2 separate regions of the Homo sapiens genome follow, and region 1 is linked to region 2. Evidence: chromatin loops called from intact Hi-C (ENCODE). Cell type or tissue: transverse colon. All regions are shown on one strand. Links, peaks and the distances in the headings refer to the core of each region. The heading gives the core; the rest is flanking DNA.

Region 1 (4,393 bases), core at 131-4,130, 990 kb after region 2:
CTAATATCTGATCTCCCTTGGTGCTTATCCCCTTACTCCAGATATATGATCAACTTTGATATTTGATCAAGTTCATCGCCTGCCTTTGATTTTCTAAGTTCTTGGCCTGCCTTCAACAAGAATTTTGTTAGGTGAGTTCAGCAAGATGGTTCATACACTTGATATCTTCTCTTAGTAACTTTGCATCCATTGACCTGCTCGCTTTGCTTGTTGGCTATAAATCCCTGTCTTTGCTGTATTCAGAGGTGATCATGATCACTTTCCCCTATTGTAATTGTCTTGACATCTCTTGCAATAGTCCTGAATAAAGTCTTTCTTATCATTTTATCCTTGCAGTGTTGGGTCAGGTTTCGAGGATGAAAGTGTCAGAATAAGTTTTTATTTAACACCATATCTAGCAACACTTCAGGGTAAGAACTACAGCCTGAGACTCCACCTGCTATGATTTGAATGTATCCCACAAATTTCATGTGTTGAAAATTTAATCCACAAATTCATATGTTGCTATTTGGAGAATGGGGCCTTAAAGAGGTAATCAGAATTAGATAAGGTCATCAGGGTGTGACCCCCATAATGGGGGCCACTTTATTAGAAGAGGAAGAGAGACCTGAGCTGATATACACATTCTTACCCTCTGCCATGTTATGACACAGCAAGAAGGCTTTTACCAGATGTGGCCCCTTGACCTTGGACTTCCCAGCCTCCAGGACACTAAGAAATAAATTTATTTTCTTTATAAATTACACAGTCTGTATTATAGCAACAGAAAATGGACTAAGATACCACCCCAGGGTTCTCTTCTCCTAATTGCTCAGGTTTATTGGCTCATCTCAGCCCAGAGCCTGGCACAAGTCCTCCCTCATCTGGACCACAGGCAAGCCTCATAGGGGATCTTCCTACTTGAAAAGTTCCCTGTCACAATCCACTCTCTGCAGTTTGGTCAGTGCAATACTTACAGAGCACGCACAGCAGAATAAATTAAAAGCCTGAGGGCAGGCTTCATGAAGAGAGAGGTTGAGCTAACTCAGAGTTTACAAACAGGAGAGCTGATAGCCAGATGCAGCCCTCAGATGTGTTTGGCACACACAGTATTTTTTAAAGAATAAATTAATTGGCAACATGAACAATGGAAATCAACCCGGAGGGCTAGCTAAAAGTCTAAATTTCTTTCCTTGAAAAAGAAAAAAAAAAAAAGAAAATGGCACATTTGGCAGTACTGGGCCAGCATTTCCAAACAGTAACACTCCAGCGCAGTGGAGTAGCTCTTGTTCTCTGAGATGAGGCATGTGCTCTGCAATTTGTCCCAGTCCCTAATATTCCCCTTTGTTTTAAACCCACCCCACTCCACTCTGCTGGTTTAACTGCCTGGACTTTGAAGGCATGATTTTATAACAACTGAGAAACTCCTTGACTCTTTTTGTGCTGCAGAAGAGATGTATACCAAGGGGAAGAGTTGAAATGCACCTAACAACGGAATGAATATGAAAAGGCTAGATAGAGAAGGAAGAAGAGGCCAGAGAAAGGTTCATAAATAGCTAATGGGAAAGTTGGATAAAGGGATAAAGTGTTCTTGCACCCTGTGCAACCCACACCACCTTCCATAAAATCTCTACTACTTATTGTTTCTGTAGTTTGCTGAGAATTATAGAAAAGCTTTGAGAATCAGCCTAACAAGGGCACAACTTAAGAGCAGAGGCTGCCTAAGGGGGCTGGCCCTGCAATCGTCCTGGTCACATTATTCTCCTGCATAACAACATCTATGTCTCTCTTTCCTACTCAACTAAAGACCTTTCAGAACCAGGGACTTCTATTTTTTCTTTGCACCCTCAGTTCCATCACTTTCATGATTAAATCTATGTTTGTTAGACCAGAATATAAGGCCTCCAACATTTAACTTAGTTCTCAATTCTTTTTTCTCTCTACTTCCTCCAAAGCACTGTAAACTCCATCATTACCAAAATGTTTACAGTTCTCCAAATGTGCCTTACTCTTTTATATCCTCATGTCTTCATGCTTGATGTTTCCATTGCCTGCAATATCAAGCAAGTTTAAATTTTTCCGGCAAGCCTCAGCTTAAATATCTTCTTGTCTCTGAATTAATTCCACATTTCTGTTCTTCTAAGGGTGAAATGAGTCATTCAGTCCTCTTTGTGTATATCTCAATTACAGCAACTATTGCACTGTGGAGTGTGGTTACTTCTGTATAGGATTATTATCCCAAAGGTATTCAGAGCAAAAGACAATAGTAAATGTATTTTTCCATAGCTGGGCCCCCACCAGTTAATGTACAACAAGTGGAAAACTGACCCCATCTCTGTGCCTCTCTCTGACCTTTAAACATTATTCTATCTGCTGAATGGATGAGTGTGTGGATGGATGAATGTATACACGGCTCAAGGAATAGAGAAATAATTTCTGGTTTCTTAAGAAAGACTACTCTCCTCTATGCCCAGGTTATCCTGGATCCCACACACTAAGGCTAAAACCCCCTGCACCCAAACTATCTTAGCATCACTGCCATAGCCTGAAGAAGTCCTATACCTTTGCCCCCCAGCCTAGAATCAGTGCTGTTCAAGATGCTACTGTTCTGCCTCCATCATACCTAAGGCTTTGTCTCTGGGTCACAAAATCTCTGTGCAAGAAGCCAAATTAATCCCCCGGCATGATTCTTCAATGTATGCTTTCATATTGGATCTGTAGATGTTCTTTTCCTCCTTGCCTGCCGTTTTTCTTACCATACAGTGAAAGAAAGCCCTCCAAGAGGGTTAAACTCCTTTACCGAGCCAGTTCTCCTTTATCAGCCACTTGGACCATGCTCTGAGTGTTTTTCCTTTCCACAGAACAAATTCAGTGCTTGTCCTCAGGGGGAAAGTGCCTCTCCAGAAAACTCACCCCAATTGCTGTCTTCCCCGCTTAGCTTTCTGCTTCCTTCCCCCCTCCCCAGCCATATCTCATTCAGCAGGTTTGACTCAATTCTTGTGATAATCTTGGATGCTTTTGCCACACACAGGCCTATCTATCTTATTAGATGGGGCTTCTGAAGAGTCGTAACCATCTTTTCTCATCTTTAAGGGGCCTACCATAGCACAGAGCTGGCCAAAAGTAGTCACTTAATAGTTATTTTCTCAGTTAATGACTAAAATAAAACCCAGCATTTAGTCATAGTTATAAATATATTAATGATGCCTATCATGTATTGAGTACTACACAATACATAAATTATGTCATTTAATTCTCCCCCAAACCCTGAGTGGTCATATTTATTTCTATCTTCCAAATTGAGGTTCAGAAAGGATGAGTGGCTTGCCTAAAGACACACCGTTTAAAGTGGTACCCAGCTTATATTTGATTGAAGATCTGACTTCAAAACATTTCCAAAGAATGAATGCAAAAATAGATACATGAATATTTGCATGTGGTGATAAATAAATGGAGTCTAAATATTGCAATGTGAACATGATTGTATCATGTCCACAAATGCCATACAATTGCACAGCCCTGATGATCTGCAGGATCCCAGGGTCTGAGAAGCAAGAAATTCAGGCACCCTTCAGTTTCCAAAGTGTTATTTGGCTGATGAAGAAGACTGAGAAATTAGGGCTAGGGTAGGAGAAAGGGGGAAATGGGGAGAATGTCGGCAGGCTCTTGCTCTGTTCTGTTCATTTCTTCTTTGGCTTAATACAAATTTTCCTTCAATTCAAAAAGAAACACAACAGATACTTCTTTTGCCTCTCCCCCTGCTCTTCCTAAACCATCAAGCTCTTTTCCACAGGCTTACAAAACTATCCAATATCCACTGAAGTGGAAAAAACAAGAGGTTCTCTATGCTTCAAGTCACAAGCTTAGGAGCCTCTCTGGGATGCCTCTTTCAAAGAGAATGCTTGATCTGTCACCTCAGTAATTACACTATCTTTAACAAACTCCCCTGTTGCCTCCAGAAAATCTGGCTGTCTCTGGAAGAGATGACCTGGGGCTGGGAGAGCCTCACCTTACTGTCTCAGGTGTGTGGAGACACATAACCCTCTTCCATAAGTAGATTTTACTTCTACTCCCAAGATGATGGCTGGAAGGAGTGTTAAGCCTTCCTACTCAGCACACCGTGAAGTCCTCACCAAAGAGCTGGCGTTAGGGGTGTGGAGGTAGCTGAGTAGTGTGAGGCAGCCAGCAGAAGATGTGCTCTCTCACTCCAGGACTTCCACACTTCCCTCAGAAGCTCTCTGGTATCAGAAGCTCTCAAACATGCTACTCTCTCATACCCAAAATATGCTCCCCTGGACTCTTCACCTAGGGACTCTAACCCACATTAATGGTCTCAATCAGAATATCACCCTTCAGATTTTGTGCAAATAGTGAAGTGGTTAAGAGGATGAGCACTGGAATCCCTATATTTGGA
Region 2 (4,393 bases), core at 89-4,088:
TTTCTTTTTTTCTTTTTTCTTTTTTTTTTTTGTGACGGGGTTTCGCTCTGTTGCCCAGGCTGGAGTGCGGTGGCGCGATCTTGGGTGACTGCAAGCTCCGCCTCCCGGGTTCACACCATTCTCCTGCCTCAGCCTCCCGAGTAGCTGGGACTACAGGTGCCCGCGACCACGCCCGGCTAATTTTTTGTGTTTTTAGTAGAGACCAGGTTTCACTGTGTTAGCCAGGATGGTCTTGATCTCCTGACCTCGTGATCCGCCCTCCTCAGCCTCCCAAAGTGCTGGGATTCCAGGCTTGAGCCACCGTGCCCGGCCTGACCTTGAGGGTCTTGATGCATCTTGAGAAGGGCATGGAAGTGATTAGAGGAATAGAGGAAAATTTGTATTTGGGGTTCCTGGTCCTGCTGGGGTAACATGCAGAATGAATGCTTAAGGAGGACAGGACAATCCTTCAGTTACAGGAGGAGGTGGGAGGAAGCAAGAGGAATACTCAGGGAAAGCCTTCATCCACTTGCAAAAACAGCAGCCCTTGGATTCGAAAGGGCAACTTTTTTTTTTTTTTTTTTTTTTTTTTTGAGATGGAGCTTTGCTCTTGTTGCCCACACTGGAGTGCAATGGCCTGATCTTGGCTCATTGCAACTTCCGCCTCCCGGGAGGTGTTTGGTTGGGAGTGACCACAATGCAGGAGGTCAGGGACCCACCTGCCAAGGAAGGCAGGAAGGACCCTGGGCTCCAGGAAGAAGCCTGTTCCTTGGAGACCAGGGCAGGGAGAAGCCTCCTTGCAGGAGAGCTGGCAGGACGGGGCCCCTGGGCAGCTGGGCGTGGTCGGGGGAGTTGGCTAGGAATGGATGAGGAGAAGGTTGAGGGCAGGTTCTCCCTTTCTCTCCCTCCCAGCCGATGCCTGTAGCAGGGTCCTTCTGCCCAGAGCTCAGCCTCAGACCTGTGCAGGAAAGAGAAATGGAATTGGCTGGGAAAGCCCTCTCTGTGCCCCTGTGGAATATGGGGGAGGGATGAAGCTCAAGGTGGCTTTAGAGGCTGTTATGGGAATAACTGAATCCCCTCAAATTCATATGTTGAAACCCTAACCTGGAGTAACTCAGACTATTTGGAGATTGTATTAGGGCATTTATTTATTAATTTTATTCTTTTTTGAGATGGAGTCTCGCTCTGTCACCCAGGCTGGAGTGCAGTGGTGTGATCTCGGCTCACTGCAACCGCCGCCGAGTATCAAGTGATTCTCCTGCCTCAACCTCCCGAGTAGCTGGGATTACGGGCGCCCGCCACCATGCCTCGCTGATTTTTGTATTTTTAGGAAAGACTGGGTTTCACCATGTTGGCCAGGCTGGTCTCAAACTCCTGACCTCAGGTGATCTACCCACCTCGACCTCCCAAAGTGTTGGGATTACAGGCATGAACCACCACACCCCGCCCGTATTAGGGCCTTTAAAGAGATAATTAAATTAAAATGGGGCTGTTAGGGTGAACCCTAATCCAATATGACTGGTGTTCTTATAAGAAAAGATTAGGACACAGACAGGTACAGAAGGGAGGCCTTGTGAGGTCACAGGGAGAAGGTGGCCATCTGCAGGCTGGGGAGGGAGGCTTCTAAAGAAACCAACTGCTTGGCAAGGTGTTAGAGTGCTGGCAGCAGAGAATGGTTGGCTCATGGGTAGTAAGGGGAATTTACCAACAACAGTATAGGTTTGAAAAGGGAAGTTGTATTAGACAGAAAGAACGCTGCAGCAGAGTTCAGCGGGGCGCTTCAGCGAGAGGACTGGGCGTGCCAGGGTAGATTTTCCTTAGAGCCATTTATGGACCTTAAAGCGGGAACTTAAGGGTAATTTGGACCATGTTAGCCGCGTAGGTCACGGTACATGATTACATTTGTAAACATTTCAGTGCCTTGATGTCAGCAAGGGTTGCATGATGAGTTTCTATATGCATGCATTCCAGAGATGTAGAGAAATTCTAATTACTTATACATTTTTAAGAAAGAAGCCTGGCACCAGATGGCTGGCTTCAGATAACAGGAAAGTCTAATTACTTCTCCATTCCTCAGATAAGGAGTTCTGCCTCTGGATGGTTTGTTTGATGGCCACCAGGTGATCTTTGCTCTCATTACCAACCCTGCTAACACCTTGATCTCGGACTTCCAGTCTCCAAAAGTGTGAGAAATAAATTTCCATTATCCAAGCCCCTAGTCTGTGGTACTGTGTTACGGCGGCCCAAGCCAACTAGCACAGGGTCCCAGACTCTAAGACTGGGATTGGCTTTGAATAGAGGGGCTCATTCCAACTCTTCTTTCCTCTCTTCTCTCTTTCTCCCTTTTTATTTTGAAAAAATTTCAGACATACCAATGAGCTGAAAAGAATAGCACCATGAGGCCGGGCGCGGTGGCTCACGCCTGTAATCCCAGCACTTTGGGAGGCCGAGGCGGGCGGATCACGAGGTCAGGAGATGGAGACCATCCTGGCTAACACGGTGAAACCCCGTCTCTACTAAAAATACAAAAAATTAGCCAGGTGTGGTGGTGGGCACCTGTAGCCCCAGCTACTCAGGAGGCTGAGGCAGGAGAATGGCGTGAACCCGGGAGGCAGAGCTTGCAGTGAGCCAAGATTGCGCCACTGCACTCCAGCCTGGGTGACAGAGCGAGACTCTGGCTCAAAAAAAAAAAAAAAAAAAAAAAAAAAATTTAGCCGGGCGTGTTGGCGGGCGCCTGTAGTCCCAGCTACTCAGGAGGCTGAGGCAGGAGAATGGCATGAACCCAGGAGGCGGAGCTTGCAGTGAGCAGAGATCACGCCACTGCACTCCAGCCTGGACGACAGAGCAAGACTCCGTCTCAAAAAAAAAAAAAAAAAAAAAGAATAGAACCATGAACACACCAGTACACCCTCCACCCACATTGCCCATGGTCAGCAGTTTGCTATTTGGTTTTTCTCTTTCTCTCTTTTTTTTTCTTTTTTGTAGCATGTGTTAGAATTTCCTTAATTTGTAAGGCTGAATAATGTTTCCATGTGTGTATGTGTGTGTGTATTCATTTGTATACACACAACACATTTTGTTTATCCTTTCATCCATCAATGGACACGGGTTGCTTTTACCTTTTGGTCATTGTAAATAACGTTGCTATGCATATGGGTTCACAAATATCTGTTCATGTTCCTGTTTTCGATTCTTTTGGATGTATACCCAGAAGTGAAATTGCTTTTTTTTTTTTTGAGACAGGGTCTCACTCTGTCACCCAGGCTGGAGTGCAGTGGCACGATCTCGGCTCACTGCAATCTCCGCCTCCTGGGTTCAAGTGATTCTCCCTCCTCAACCTCCCACATAGCTGAGATTACAGGTGCCCGCCATCACACCCAGCTAATTTCGGAATTTTTAGTAGAGACAAGGTTTCACCATGTTGGCCAGGCTGGTCTCAAACCCCTGGCCTCGAGTGATCCACCCACCTTAGCCTCCCAGAGTCCTGGGATGACAGGCATGAGCCACCACGCCCAGCCTCTCACTTTCACGTTTATGTATTAATTTTTTCAGAGCCATTTGAGAGTAGGTTGTGGACATCATGACACTTCGCTCCTAAGAGCAAGGACATCAATCTATCTTATTATTTGCACATTAAGAAGATCACACAATATTCGTTACTCTCAGTCCAGTCACAATTCCTCAGTTATCTCCAAAACTGTTCTTTAGAGGTCTGCTCTCCCTTCACCCACCATCCAGTCATGTCTTTTGGGTGTGTTTCATGACTTTGACTTGAAGATTGTTTTACAGAGACAGATCAGCTGTCTTAAAAATGTCCCATATTCTAAATTTGTCTTTTTCCTCAAATTAGATTCTAGTTAACCATTTTTGGCAAGAATGCTCTATGGTGATATTAAAGCCCCTCAGTCCGGGCATGGCAGCTCACGCCTGTAATTCCAGCATTTTGGGAGGGTGAGGCGGGCGGATCATGAGGTCAGGAGTTCGAGACCAGCCTGGCCAACATGGTGAAACCCTGTCTCTACTAAAAATACAAAAAGTTAACTGGATGTGGTGGCATGTGCCTATAATCCCAGCTACTCAGGAGGCTGAGGTAGGAGAATCGCTTGAACCCAGGAGGCAGAGGTTGCAGTGAGCCAAGATTGAGCCACTGCACTCCAATCTGGGTAACAGAGCAAGACTCTATCTCAGGAAAAACAAAACCTCTCATAACGGAGGTGATGAAACCAAGGTCCAGCAAGTTGGTGGCAGAGTTTTGATGCATTTTGATACCAGATTATTATTTATTATTATTGGGCTGGGCTTGATGGCTTATGTCTGTAATCCCAGCGCTTTGGGATGCTGAGAGGGGGCAGAACGCTTTAGGCCAGGAGTTCGAGACCAGCCTGGCCAACATGGTGAAAACTCGTCTCTACTA

What was found. Hi-C counts contacts between places; a loop is a spot of excess contacts. Peaks named below come from ENCODE experiments on the same cell type or tissue, not always from the same donor. Only the 100,000 strongest peaks of a DNase experiment are listed, where the experiment ranks them.
Region 1: it touches region 2 in a loop (19-fold over the local background); 1 of 110 quality-filtered maps calls a loop at or near these places.

What each region holds. Positions count from the first base shown.
Region 1 is chr22:34,372,296-34,376,688 of GRCh38, reverse strand. No RefSeq gene overlaps it. Among named protein-coding and RNA genes, the nearest start is that of LL22NC03-13G6.2, 160 kb to the right of the region's middle. In transverse colon, for the core only: no CTCF peak of the experiment used is centred there; no DNase peak of the experiment used is centred there.
Region 2 is chr22:35,364,953-35,369,345 of GRCh38, reverse strand. No RefSeq gene overlaps it. Among named protein-coding and RNA genes, the nearest start is that of HMOX1, 14 kb to the left of the region's middle. In transverse colon, for the core only: no CTCF peak of the experiment used is centred there; DNase peaks (open chromatin) are centred at 797 and 1,755; H3K27ac peaks cover 1,120 bases.